2 separate regions of the Homo sapiens genome follow, and region 2 is linked to region 1. Evidence: read pairs that join two places in POLR2A ChIA-PET (ENCODE). Cell type or tissue: HepG2. All regions are shown on one strand. Each heading gives the region's core, and the rest is flanking DNA. Links, peaks and the distances in the headings are about the cores only.

Region 1 (4,000 bases), core at 1-4,000:
TATTTTTAGTAGAGAAGGGGTTTCTCCATGTTGGTCAGCCTGGTCTTGAACTCCCGACCTCAGGTGATCCATCCGCCTCGGCCTCCCAAATTGCTGGGATTACAGGCATGAGCCACGACGCCCAGCTGAGTTTTCTTTTCTTTGCTTTTTTTTTTTTTTTTTTTGAGATGGAGTTTCCTTCTGTTGCCCAGGCTGGAGTGTAATGGTGTGGTCTTGGCTCACTGCAACCTCGGCCTCCCGGGTTGAAGTGATTCTCCTGCCTCAGCCTCTCAAGTAGCTGGGATTACAGGTGTGAGCCAACACATCTGTCTACTTTTGCATTTTTTTTAGTAGATAGAGGGTTTTACCATGTTGGCCAGGCTGGTCTCGAACTCCTGACCTCAAGTGATCCACCTGGGTCAGCCTCCCAAAGTGCTGGGATTACAGGCGTGAGCCACCGCGCCCGTGCTACTTTCATTTTCAATAAATCCCTTAATTCCTTCCTTGCTTTGTTTGTGCGTTTTGTCCAGTTGTTTGTGCAAAACCCCAAGAACCTGGAACACCCTCCACCGTTAACATATTTTGGCGAGCCAGCCAGGAGGAAAATGTAAGCCCAAAGTTTGGGATTTATTTTCCCCCTTTTTCCTTTTCCTTTCTACTCCATAAAGGGGAATCTCTCCCTCTCTCTGTCTTCCTTTCCAACCCAGGACCGTTGGTGGGCAGCGCCCAAACATGGAAGCAACTGCAGGTTTTTGGCCATGGCCAGTGAAACTAAGGGGTTTCCATGTGGAGAAGCCTAACTACCACCTCCTGGTTCGCTTAAGGAACCTGGGTCTTTTTCGTTTTTTTCCTTTTTTTTTTTTTTTGAGATGGAGTCACTCTGTCACCGAGGTTGGAGTGCATTGGCAAGATCTCTGCTCACTGCAACCTCTACCTCCCAGGTTCAAGGAATTCTCTGCTACAGCCTCCCGAGCAGCTAGGATTACAGGCACCAGCCACCACGCCCGGCTAATTTTTTGTATTTTTAGTAGAGACGGAGTTTCACCATCTTGGCCGGGTTGGTCTTGAACTCCTGACCTCGTGATCCACCCGCCTCGGCCTCCCAAAGTACTGGGATTACAGGTGTGAGCTACCGCGCCCGGCTACAGATGACTGATTTTATCTCAAACAATGAATAACAATCATAAATGATATTTATTTGTGTGCCAGGCATTGCACTATATAATTTACTGCTTTTTTTTTTTTTTTTTTTTTTTTGAGACGGAGTCTCGCTCTTGTTGCCCATGCTGGAGTGCAATGGCGCGATCCTGGTTAACTGCAACCTCCGCCTCCTGGGTTCAAGCGATTCTTCTGCTTCAGCCTCCCGAGTACCTGGGATTAGATGCGCACCACCACGCCCTGCTAATTTTTTTGTATTTGTAGTAGAGACGGGGTTTCGTCTTGTTGACCAGGCTGGTCTCGAACTCCTAACTTCAGGTGATCCGCCCGCCTCAGCCTCCCGAAGTGCTGGGATTACAGGCTTGAGCCACCGCGTCAGGCCATGAGTAGGTATTATTCTATTTCACTACAGCGGATAGTGAAACATAAAGACATTAAAATAATTTGTCTTAAGTTCCTGGACCATATGTAGTGGAACTGAGCTTTGTAGCCAGGCAATCTGTCTTCAGAGTTCAACTTAACTTCAAGGCGCTTGGTAGTCAGAATCCTTTGTATGTGATTCCAACAGGTTAACTCCTTTAGGGCAGAGGGCTGTTTTATGCTCAATATGGAACCTTGGATGGCCAACACAGCGTGTGGCACGTAGGAGGTGGTCCAGGGGCATTTGATGACCTCCAGGCAGTGGAGAGGCAGTCGAGGAAGACCAGGGCCCCAGGCGCCTACGTGGGTGGAATGCACAAGGTTGGCCTTGGCTGCCGGGGCTCCATGTCCCAGCACTAGCCAAGGAGGGCCTCAGCCGCGCTTGAATACTCGTGCTTTCCTCGCCGCGAGGCTTTGCGAATCTTGGCCACTAGCTAAAGGCGGGGTCGCCGGGCCGGTAGGAACTGGAGACACTCAGCCTCGCGGCAGGAAATGCGGCTCGTGGCTTCCGGCGCGTGCAGATGACGCGCGGCTCGGGCTTCCGCCTTGGGGAGCCGGCGGCGGAGTCCGGGACGTGGAGACCCGGGGTCCCGGCAGCCGGGCGGCCCGCGGGCCCAGGGTGGGGATGCACCGCCGCGGGGTGGGAGCTGGCGCCATCGCCAAGAAGAAACTTGCAGAGGTGAGCAGGAAGAAGGCCGACCCACAACCTGCCCCTGACCCGTGCGAGACTGAATTGTCCCGGAGCAGTGTCCTACCCGTTAATCACCTCCCAACAGAATCTGAGACTGGCTTCTCGGCCCCGGGACACAGAATTTCTCCAGCTTCCGGTGGATTGGCAGCGTTCCCAGATGCCCAGCCCTTTCTCCCATTTACCCAAGTTTAACTACAAATGGGATTCTACTCACAAATCTACAGTCGTCGATTCTACTCCTTCACCCTATCCTTCTCCCTAAGAAAACAATTTACAGAGATCCTCCTCTTTTCATCCCAAAGCTGTGGCAGCACAAATGGGGGAACCCAGCGCCCACTCTGTGTTTTTTTGTTTTGTTTTGTTTTTTGAGACAGAGTCTTGCTCTGTCGCCCAGGTTGGAGTGCAGTGGCGCGATCTCGGCTCACTGCAACCTCCACCTCCAGGGTTCACGCCGTTCTCCTGCCTCAGCCTCCTGAGTAGCTGGGACTACAGGCGCCCACCACCACGTCCGGCTATTTTTTTGTATTTTTAGTAGAGACGGGGTTTCACTGTGTTAGCCAGGATGGCTCGATCTCCTGACCTCGTGATCCGCCCGCCTCGGCGTCCCAAAGTTCTGGGATTACAGGCGTGAGCCACCGCGCCTGGCCTCCAGCGCCCACTCTCTTAACTTATGCTGGTCTCTTTGTCTGACAGGCCAAGTATAAGGAGCGAGGGACGGTCTTGGCTGAGGACCAGCTAGCCCAGGTAAGTCGGTTGGGGGGCCCCAGGCAGGGAGGGAGACCTAACCAGGTCTGGCCAAGACACCTTGGATACGAACTTGATTGTGTAGATTGAACTAGAAATAGGGTGTTTGGCAAATTTTGATTTCTGAGCCGCTGAGATCTTTTAGGTGACTTGCTAATAACAATAATGGCTAACATCTTTGAGTGATTACATGCTTGTAACGTCCCAGGCATTTGTCTATTTTCTTTACATAGACTGTCTTGTTCAATCCTCATTACAGTCCCATAAGGAAGGAACCCTATTATTCTGAGGTGTTTGTTTGTTTGTTTGTTTGTTTTTTGAGGGAGTCTTGCTCTGTTGCCCAGACTGGAGTACAGTGGCACGATCTCGGCTCACTGCAGCCTCCGTTTCCTGGGTTCAAGTGATTCTCCAACCTCAGCCTCCCGAGTAGCTAGAACTACAGACATGCGCCACCACGCCTGGGTAATTTTTGTATTTTTAGTAGAGACGGGTTTCTCCATGTTGGTCAGACTGGTCTCAAATTCTTGACCTCGTGATCCGCCCACCTTGGCTTCCCAGAGTGCTGGAATTAAAGGCGTGAGCCACTGTGCCGGGCCCTAATTTTTGTTATTTTTTTTTGTAGAGGCAGGGTTTCGCCATATTGACCAGGCTGGTCTCAAACTCCTGGCCTCAGGTGATCCACCCGCCTCGGCCTCCCAGAGTGCTGGGACTACAGGCGTGAGCCACCGCGCCCGGCCATATTCTGAGTTTAAAATTGAGAGCCGGGTGCTGTGGCATATGCCTGTAATCCCAGCACTTTGGGAAGCTGAGGAAGGCTGATCACCAGAGGTCCATAGTTCGAGACCAGCCTGGCCAACATGGCGAAACCCCGTCTCTACTAAAAATACAAAAATTAGCCGGGCGTGGTGGCGGGCTCCTGTAGTCCCAGCTACTGGGGAGGCTGAGGTAGGAGAATTGCATGAACCCAGGAGACAGAGGTTGCAGTGAGCCAGGATCATGCCACTGCAC
Region 2 (5,065 bases), core at 1,066-5,065, 73 kb after region 1:
GACACACCTGCACAGTTGGAAATGGAGGATGAAGATACAATTGATGTGTTCCAACAGCAGACGGGAGGTGTCTACTGAAAAGGGAACCTGCTTCTTTACTCCAGAACTCTGTTCTTTAAAGACCAAGATTACATTCTCAATTAGAAAACTGCAATTTGGTTCCACCACATCCTGACTACTACCGTATAGTTTTCTCTGTTCTTTCATTTCCCCCTTCCCCATTCCTTTATTGTACGTAAAGTAACTGGTATATGTGCACAAGCATATTGCATTTTTTTTTTTTAACTAAACAGCCAATGGTATGTTTTGACTGACATCAAGGGGAGACGGGATGGGGAAAAATACTGATTCTGTGAAAATACCCCCTTTCTCCATTAGTGGCATGCTCATTCAGCTCCTATCTTTATATTCCAGTAAGTTATTTTGCTCTCACTGTTTTAACAACAACAACAAAACAACAACAACAACATAAAAATCCTTGCATACCTTGTTCAATTGGAGAATTTTAATGTTTTTCATTTATCATTGTAAAACCAAGGACAATTTTATAACTTTTTTGTACGTAGCTGTTACATGTAGGGTAATCTGTCTTTAAGTAAGGATAAATTACTCTAAAACAAAAAAGAATCCTACATAGTTTTCCCTTCAAGTCAAGCGTCTTGTTGTTTAAATAAACTTCTTGTTTAAAATGAAAAAAAAAAAAAGAAGCTAGATCTCACATTGTGTTCTTACCACAATAAAAACAAAGTTATGACAGATAAGTAGGTAGTCAGCAGAAAAACAAACAAACAAAAAAAAAAAACAAAGAAAAAAGAAAACAAAGTTAACTCAGAAAAAAATAAAAGGAGATTATACACGGCAGATGTGGAACACAACAAAAATAATACTGTTGTTCACTATGTGTTAACAGGGACTGAAGCTGGCTACAGAAAGAATGTCCCAGCAACAAAGAGTGGGAAGCCCTGAGCAAATTGTTAAAAGCTCCTTCTCAGTTTCTTCCCAAGAGAAGTTTTCATCTCAGGGGTGGTCATTTCTGGAGGCAGGGGCCTGCAGGAGACACCTTGGTAACAGGCAGGTCTGTTTGGCTTCCTGAATCCATGACAGTTGATAAGCAAGGCCCCTTCAGATGCTCTGTTGGGCATTGCCTGGAGTGTGTAACCAGATGGAGTGCCTGCATTTCCAAGATCATTTATAGCTGTTTCCTGTACCCGAGTAAATTTTTTATTTTAAAGGTGCCTCCTGGCCTGACCCAAATTTCGGCTTAACATTAGCAGTTACTTCTCTTTGGCTGAGCAGATGAACTGCAAAAACTCCCAGAGTGAAAGAGGGAAGGAGGGTGGGGTTGGGTGAGGTGGCAGGGATGGGTTCCGGAAGATGGGAGGTGGGCCTGGTTCATCACCAGGGCCTCTCTGGTAAACTGGAAGGCCAGGCAGGCTACTGGCAAAGAAAGAGTTACTGACCATCAGCTGAAGGGATGGCAAGCAGTGAAGGAGGCTCTGGCCCAGCAATTCTTATCTTCAGGAAAGTTTAAGAGTCATTGTCACTTGCAGGGAATTTCCTGGACTATGAATTTTATTGCAGAGAGGACAGAATGGCTGGGTGGGAGGAAGTTAGCCTCAGGCTCCACACCCACCCCTCCCATTCCCCCACAGCTGGGTTTGCTGTTTCTCCAAACAATTTAGTGTTAACAACATAAACCCTGGTCCAGCCTGACCTTCTGCAGCTGTGCGGCCTTCAAGTCTTTATCCTTGCTAAGCCTTGGCTCCCTCATCTATAAATGGGCTTAATAACAGCACTTGCTTATAGTAAATGCCGAATATATGTTGGGTTTGAATAATGATGAGGAAAGCTGGGGCCAGAGATTTGCACTGAGGAGAATGAACAGAAATCTGTCCCTGTTCTTCTTCTTCTTCTTTTTTTTTTTTAGACGAGTCTTGCTCTGTATCCCAGGCTGGAGCGCAGTGGTGCAATCTCGGTTCACTGTAACCTCCACTTCCCGGGTTCAAGTGATTCTCGTGCCTCAGCCTCCCAAGTAGCTGGGATTACAGGCACCCACGACCACGCCCAGCTAATTTTTGTATTTTTAATAGAAACGGGATTTCACCATGTTGGTCAGGCTGGTCTCGATCCCTTGACCTCAGGTGATCTGCCCGCCTCGGCCTCCCAAAGTGCTGGGATTACAGGCATGAGCCACCATGCCCAGTCTGTCCCTGTTCTTGGGAGTTGATTAGAGGAACAAGACAGGCATGCATCAAAATAAATGCACTTGGTTGCCTCGTCTAATCAATGGTGCAAAAGCACCAATCTTGAAAACAATTTCTAGTTACACCTTGTAGTATATTTTGGGTTCTTGTTTGTTTGTTTGTTTTGGAGATGGAGTCTTGCTCTGTCGCCCAGGCTGGAGTGCCTTGGCATGATCTTGGCTCACTGCAAACTCCACCTCCTGGTTCAAGCAATTCTCCTGCCTCAGCCACCTGAGTAGCTGGGACTACAGGCACCCACCACCTCGCCCAGCTAATTTTTTGTATTTTAGTAGAGATGGGGTTTCACCCTGTTGCCCAGGCTGGTCTTGAACTCCTGAGTTCAGGCAATCCGCCTGCTTCAGCCCCTCAAAGTGCTAGGATTACAGGCATGAGCCACGGTGCCTGGCCCCTTGTAGTACATTTTGTCTTCCCAGTCTATTTTGAGATGTTATTCAAGTAAATGTGTGTCCCCAGGGCTCCAGCAGGCTCACAGCAGGAAGCAGCAGTCAGGAAGTACAAGGTGGCAAGCAGGACACTGGGTCAGAACGTGTTCTGGACCCACTGGCAGGTGAGGTTTGCTGAATTCTACACAACAGCAGCTACCACGTCCCTGTGTTCTGGAGCCAGGGAAGGCTTCCAGACAGAAGGGGCTTCTCCCTGTAATTTGAGGGAGATTATTGGCTCAGGCAAAGGTGAGAGGGTTTAAAGAGGAAAAAAAGAGAAGAACCGAGCAGCCTCAAGCTGGAGAAAGCCCTGGGGACCTTGTAGAGATCCTCTTCTGGGGACAAAGACCATGAGGGGTCATAGGTGGCAGAGCAGTGCACAACATCCCAGGGAACAGATGTTGAAGATGGATTAGACCCTGACAACGGATGTGAAATATTGACCCAGCGAAAAGTGCCTGGTGTTTGCACAGGCCAAATCAGTGCAGCAACTTCCATGGGAGGAGGGGCCGGAAAGTACCCAGGTCCAAAGGTCACTCTCCACACTCCCACACACTCTCCCAGGGCCCACAAGTCAGTCTCCAGCTCAGGGAGGATTTAAAGGAGGACGCGTGTGTTGGAAATCAAGGCAGGCATTCACGGGCATGCACGCACACATGCACACAGTCTTTTTTCTTTCCTTGAAGGCTCACCTAGTTCTGTTTGTGTTAAAAAAAAAAAAAAGAACACTCACCTAGGCCAGGCATGGTGGCTCACACTTATAATTCCAGCACTATGGGAAGCCAAGGCAGGAGGATCACTTGAGGCCAGTTCAAGCCCAGCTTGGGCCACATAGCAAGACCCTGTCTCTACAAAAATTTTTAAAAAAAAATTAGCCAGGTGTCATGGCATGTGCCTGCAGTCCCAGTTACTCAGGAGGCTGAGGGAGGAGGACTGCTTGAGCCCAGGAGGTCGAGGCTGCAGTGAGCCATGATCACACCACTCCTGCCTGGGTGAGATAGAGTGAGATACCATCTCAAAACCCAAAAAAACTCACAAGCTCACCTATATATAGAAACAACTAGATGTACTGGGTCGTGGTGGTATATGCCTGCAGTCCCAGCTACTCCGAGGCTGAGGTGGGAGGATCACTTGAGCCCAGGAAGTGAAGGTTGCAGTGAAGTATCGTGTCACTGCACTCTAGCCTGGGTGACAGAGTGAAACCCTGACTGAAAACAATGTTTTAAAAAATGGATGGAAATGCTAATAATTGTGTTTGGTTGATGTAACTATACTTTTGTACTTCATGCATTTCAAGTGTTCTTTAATGAGAATAAATTTTTTTAAAGAGAGAAAAAAGCTTATCTGCCTGTCAACATTAAGTTCCTAAAATCAAAGGTTTCTTTCCAGTCCTACCCTACTAGTATTTGACACTATTGAACTCATTTTCTGAAACTATTTCCTTGCTTGGCTTTCAGCCTTCCCATTTTCTCCTGGTTTTTCTTCCCTTCATGGATGGCTTCTGGTCCCCTGCCTGACTCCTAAAGTTAGCATTATTCAGGGTCTGTCCTCAGCCTGCCCTATCTTTTCTCTCCAGATTTGCTCGTCCACTCCCTTGGTTTCAGCTATGCCACTCATGTCAGGAATAACCTGCAGCTCCAACCCAGCTCTTTGCTGAAACATTTATCCCATTGCCTACTGAGTATCCTCACAAGACCCTCAAATTCAGTTAAAACTTGAACTTCCCTCCCTGAAGTTCAAGCCCTGAAGGCTGCTGTTTCTTCTGTGTGTTCTATCTTGATTGGCTGGGTCAGAATCCTAGTAATCATTTATCTGCCCCTACCTTTCTGTAGTGGGTTGAATGGTGCCCTCCCACCCAAAAAGAGATGTCCACACATGCCACCAAGCCTGGCTTTTTCTTTTTTTGTAGATAGGAGTCTTGCCACATTGCACAGGCTTCTCATACCCTTTACATACTGAACAAGTAATGCCTTATATGACAAAAGGTGATTAAGGATCTTGAAGAAAAGACTTATCCTGGATTAGCCAACTGGGCCCTAAATCCAATGACATATGTCCTTATAAGAGGGCACACAGAGCACACACACTGAGGAGAGGCGGCGGCATAGGAAGGAGGCACTGTGGCCATGGAAGCAGGTTTTGGAGTGATGCCACAAGTCAAGGGACACCAACAACCACTGAAAGAATGGACTGTCCCCTACAGCCTCGGGATGGAGCCTTGTCTCTCACTATGACACACTAGAACACTATACCCTCACCTCACACATGGTTGCAATTCCCTCATCTCAACATGCTCTTTGAGATAATTATAGATTCACATGCGGTTTAAGAACTATGGCCGAGTACAGTGCTGGGAGACTTGCAACCTGGGATTCTGAG

The links. Peaks named below come from ENCODE experiments on the same cell type or tissue, not always from the same donor. Only the 100,000 strongest peaks of a DNase experiment are listed, where the experiment ranks them.
Region 2: POLR2A ChIA-PET joins it to region 1 with 9 read pairs; 10 of 35 experiments call an interaction of 5 or more read pairs at or near these places.

What each region holds. Positions count from the first base shown.
Region 1 is chr17:48,942,917-48,946,916 of GRCh38, reverse strand. It overlaps SNF8 (SNF8 subunit of ESCRT-II), which reads left to right and starts at 2,075. Exons shown (of 8, transcript NM_007241.4): 1 at 2,075-2,236; 2 at 2,942-2,992. The coding sequence starts at 2,183. RefSeq lists a silencer at 2,133-2,362. In HepG2, for the core only: no CTCF peak of the experiment used is centred there; a DNase peak (open chromatin) is centred at 2,046; H3K4me3 peaks cover 2,042 bases.
Region 2 is chr17:48,869,918-48,874,982 of GRCh38, reverse strand. LOC105371814 (a long non-coding RNA gene) reads left to right here. Exons shown (of 4, transcript NR_135674.1): 4 at 1-123. It also overlaps the pseudogene SUMO2P17. Among named protein-coding and RNA genes, the nearest start is that of ATP5MC1, 20 kb to the left of the region's middle. In HepG2, for the core only: no CTCF peak of the experiment used is centred there; a DNase peak (open chromatin) is centred at 3,132; H3K4me3 peaks cover 477 bases.